2 separate regions of the Homo sapiens genome follow, and region 1 is linked to region 2. Evidence: chromatin loops called from intact Hi-C (ENCODE). Cell type or tissue: chondrocyte. All regions are shown on one strand. Region 1 overlaps SV2C (synaptic vesicle glycoprotein 2C). Region 2 has its middle 12 kb from the start of HEXB.

Region 1 (2,500 bases), 1.6 Mb before region 2:
CATACACACACATACACCTACCTACACACCTATACATACCACACACCACACCACACACACGCCACACTTCCATGCACACTACACCTACATACCCACACCCACACACACTACCATCTGCTGACACTATAGACACCCCATACCACACATATCCATGTCCCCCCACACATACACAAACCACAGACTCATACACCACACGCTCATACACCACACCACACACCACCCTCACACACAGGACACTCCCACACACCCATACACACCGCTATCCCCCACACTACACACACCCATATACTGCACATTACCCACACACAAACCATACCACACTACCCCACACATACTACACGCACCCCCCACACCCCAACACATACAACCATGTAGTACACACACCATACAGATACCACACACACACTACACACCATACAGATACCACACACACACTACACACACACACACACACACACACACATACACTACAGCCCCCCACCACGAGCTATAGAGACTATTTAGCCCCAGTGACAACAATAAGTATAAAGATTAATATATAAGATATATGTTAATTAATAAGATTAATAAGTAGGAACATCAAGGAATTTCTTTGCTGAATTCAGTGGCTCTGGAAGTTTACGGCACATCAGAACACCTGTGCAGGTTTCTAAAATCTGCAAATGCCTAGAGTCTGACAACTGGCCTAAACAAAATGGAAATGTGCTTTGATACAGAGGTAGATTAAGCAAAATGAAAGGAAGAAAAAGACTTCAGATGTCTGGAGGCAATTTTCATTCAGCTAGAGGCAGGTAGAAGTTCAAATGCAATTTTAGAAACTTACAACCCCGATCAAGAGGAACTCGTTCATTAAGTCTGTTTAACAAGTTTTTTGGCCTTGTGAGAGCAAAATGAAGATGTAAACTAGACAGTGTTTGTAAGTTTTATGAAGGTCTGTATAAGGAAAATATAATGACATTTTAAAGCGGGGGGCAGATTAAAAGATGATTTGGTAGCAGGCAGGATTCTTGCTGGGAGATGAATTTCCCTGGAAACTGCTCTCTTTCAGAGCTCAATTTGCACAAAGGCAAATCAAAGTGAGTTTTTAAAAGTACCACATAAGCCCTCTGATAGACTGAATTTACAGAAGTAACAAAGGCAGGAAAAAGCTTCTGCAGAAAATTAAGAGTGATGGACACAAGTCACAAAGCTAAAACGTTTAAGGGTTGCTTCATTCTAGGGTGTTCTCAGAAACAGCGGCTTGTGATTAACCCTAGCCAACACTTGAGGGCACCCTGGGTTCACAAGAGACACACAGACGCTGCGCTATTAAAAGCCTCTTCCCTGATGACTTTCACTTGCATGCGTGAGTGGATGTTCCAAGCAATTCAGACTCTGGGGTTGCCCTGAAAGTGTCAAACCTGGGGGCCACAGAAGTGACAGTGATTTTTCTTTCCTCCAGGGCTCGCATTCACTCAATGAGTCTGCATTCTAAGTCAATTGCTGCATTCTTAAATTCAGCCTGGAAAGGTACTCCCCCAGGGGACAGATACAGACTGGAAGGCCAGCCCCACCCTCTAGCTCTGAGGGCCAGAGACTCAGGCAGAGCAGGCAAAGCACAAAGTGGCCTTGGTGAAAGTCTTAAGAACCCAAGGGTCAAGCATGTGCCCTTGAGAGCAAGGGCTGCAGAGAAGAAATGTTTAATGGGGCATTTTTTGCCTTGCATTTCATAAAAACAACCTAGCACATATTTTGCATTCTGTCCCCTTTATTGATTTTTAAAAAGGCATCAGGCAAACTGGCCTGACACTGTATTTCCTTTCTATGGAGATTGTAAGAATCTGAGCCCTCTTCCCCCAGAAGGGCTGAGATGGGAGCCAAGTTGAAGGAAGAGGCAGGAAGAACTGGGCATTTGGTGGGAGGTGGCTGCGGAGATGAGAGTCTCAGGTGAGGCAGTCCCTCCTCCAGTGGCCCAGTGGCTCAGCAGAACCTGAGGGGTGAGGGGGGCGCATAAGGTGGCCAGGCGTGACCACTCTGATAACGATTTCACCAGGTGAGGGGCTTGGCTTTCACAGGCACGGTGCTGACATGTAAGGGTTACTTGATGGCAACCCACGGACTGGGATTTGGTAGGGAAAATCTAATAGAGCAAAGGGATGCCTGGCTAGACAGACAGAGATCCAAGCTAGGACAGTGGGGCCAAAGGACCACTCTAGGGCCACAGTTAAGAAGGAAATGTGATACATTCCTGAAGGACTAGTGAGAAAAGGACTCTAGAACCAGGGACAAAGGAAAGGGACAACCATGGACATTCTGGGGTGGAGGAAGACAGGGTCCCTGCATGGGAGGCTTGGGTGACATGGGAAGATGGTCTCCAGACCGGCTGATCCTGTCTCCAAACCACGTGCTATCATTATAACCAGAATGCGTTTGTGAATTCCAGTCTGGGAAAACAGACAGATTCAAAAGAGTGAGCTAGAAACATATACTTTATGATTTTGATAATGCTTTATGGTTTTAA
Region 2 (2,500 bases):
CACGCCATTCTCCTGCCTCAGCCTCCTGAGCAGCTGGGACGACAGGCGCCTGCCACCATACCTGGCTAATTTTTTCGTATTTTTAGTAGAGACGGGGTTTCACCATGTTAGCCAGGATGGTCTCGATCTCCTGACCTTGTGATCTGCCCGCCTCGGCCTCCCAAAGTGCCGGGATTACAGGCTTGAGCCACCACGCCTGGCTGAAAACCTCCTTTCTTCTTAATTGATGACCTTGGACTCTTGTTATAGATTTAACTTCCCCTTTGTTCTAGTTTGTTTAGACCAAATGACAAACAACCAATGATTATTACACCCTCTGTTAAAAAATGTCAAATGTACCCTTCTCAAAAAGAAACATGGCCTATAGCCAATTAAATTGCTATAAGAATGTGCCAGACTCACATGAATAATAATGTTGTAATTCTGCTAAAAATTCCTCTGTTCCCACCTATACAAATGAAATATTTACTTCCCTGCTTCTGAATGCCAACTCCATTCCTTTGGAGTTGGTGTTTCTGGGTGGTTCATCCTCACACTTTGAGTATAACTAAATTCTGACCCTTTTGATTATTGTAGATTGACAGAACAGAATCCACTCCAGCTAGCTTTAGGAGGAATTAACTAATTACAGAGTATCGAGTGGCTCACAGAATCCTTGTGAGAGCTGAAGAACTTGGCTCTTGGCTGAAATTTCTTGAGTAACTGCTCTTGTCATGACCAGGAAGCTGCATGCCGGATGGAGAAGCCTCTGCTATAGGTGCTAACTCTAGAATTACACCATTTCAGCTCCAGTCTACACAGCAAAGGGATACGTCATGCCCTGTCTCAGTCTCCACCTAACTCACTTCTGAATTCAAGGCTCATGCAATCACATCTAATGAGCAGAAACTAAAGAACATGGAACCCCAGCAGCAAGGGAGTCTGGGAAGTGTAGTTGCCAGCCTCTGTTCTACCGGAGGACACACTGGGAGGAGGGGAGATGGATGGATGCCTAGTGAGCCACTTCAGCATCCCCATGGACAGTGATACAATTTGTTGAGGTGGGTGGACAGCCTAGGACCTGGGCAGACAAGCAAGCAAAGCTGCCTAACTCCTGCAGAAGTGGGAACATTCTGTGGCAGGGACGGAGCTCCTGAAATTAGATGATCACATTTTTCTACTCTCATGACATATCCATAAGCAACCCGAAATATTTGTGAATTCTGTCACTGCAATTATGAAAACTGAGATTGAGTGCCATCTGGCAAGGGGGAGCTAAACTGGCCTGTCCAGAAGGGCAAGAAGACGGCTTGGAGTTAAATCTGCTCTGGCAACTGGCAAGCATTTCTCCCTGCTTTGCTAAAATTAGCCACAAAAACAACTTTCTCTTCCTTATCTATTAAACAGTGCCATCTGGTGGGAATCCACACTATCTTGTTCCCCAATTCTCTACCTTTTCTATTAATGAATACTATTTATATAATTTGGGTATTCATTTGATCTGTTAATGCAGACCAAGTACCAAGATGCTAAGAAAAAAAAATCTGAATCCATCTGGAAACATTTTGGTGACCAAAGGCTGCTCTGATGCCACAAGAAGCAAACCTTCTAAGGTTTCTAAATCCAAAGTCTCCAGACTGGGGGCAAAGTTCATGTTGGCAACTGCATGTCTCCTACCCCTCTTAAAAATAGTCCTTCTTAACCTTCCTTCCACTCTCTACGATTTGTCTTGTATATGAGATGATGGAGAAAGCTGAACCGGGAGGGGACTGGGAAATGTAATAGACAAAGGACTTAATTTGACGTGTGGATATGAACAAGGAGGTGTGACAGGACATCTCTCAGGGAAGCAGAAATGGCACTAGCTACCCAGTGCAGGGTTTGCTAAGAGGGCATTGCTGTCAGTTGGCATGTCAGCCTGCCCTCTCCTCCCTTTTAAAGAAGTCTAGAGAGAGGTGGGGAGTTTGTCTTCGTGAGAGAGAATGTTCTTGGGGGCTAGGGATTGGAATTTGGTTCTGCTCTCTGTCAGAGGCATTCAGTGTGGTCTATAGCTTCAGAGGCTGTGGATCTGACTCTGGGGCATGGAGTGAGGGCTCACTTCTCACCAGGACTTACAGGCAGGCAGCTGGCACTGGTGGAAGTGCTCTGGGCAATATTGGCACGAAGAGCTGTGCAGTGTGCAAAGGACCAGAAAGCTCAGCTGGAAGCCTCCAGAGGCAAGTGGAAAAATAACTGCTTTTTTGTTGAAGATATGCTGGTTAGCTGAGGGGACACTGGGCTTCCCTGGAGGGCTGCCCTATTGGAGCAAGGAGTACATTCCCTGAAGGGCTCGCAGTGTGTACCACAGGCAGGGAGATGGATGAGGGGCATGTGGTGACCACTTTGACAGTTCACAAAGTCATGACGCTAGAGAGGGGTCAGGGTGGGGGCTATTGCCTGAGAACAAGCATCACATATATCGGGATAGCAGAAGCCTGGATCAGACTGCAAGCTTTGCAGGAACAAAGCACACAGACCTCAT

What was found. Hi-C counts contacts between places; a loop is a spot of excess contacts. Peaks named below come from ENCODE experiments on the same cell type or tissue, not always from the same donor. Only the 100,000 strongest peaks of a DNase experiment are listed, where the experiment ranks them.
Region 1: it touches region 2 in a loop (14-fold over the local background); 9 of 110 quality-filtered maps call a loop at or near these places.

Annotation. Positions count from the first base shown.
Region 1 is chr5:76,255,227-76,257,726 of GRCh38, reverse strand. The region is part of intron 4 of SV2C (synaptic vesicle glycoprotein 2C); the gene reads right to left. Among named protein-coding and RNA genes, the nearest start is that of SV2C-AS2, 55 kb to the left of the region's middle. In chondrocyte, a CTCF peak has its summit at 1,271 (motif pointing right); no DNase peak of the experiment used is centred here.
Region 2 is chr5:74,672,024-74,674,523 of GRCh38, reverse strand. It overlaps a transcript of HEXB not described here. Among named protein-coding and RNA genes, the nearest start is that of HEXB, 12 kb to the left of the region's middle. In chondrocyte, CTCF peaks have their summits at 1,199 and 1,405 (motif pointing left); no DNase peak of the experiment used is centred here.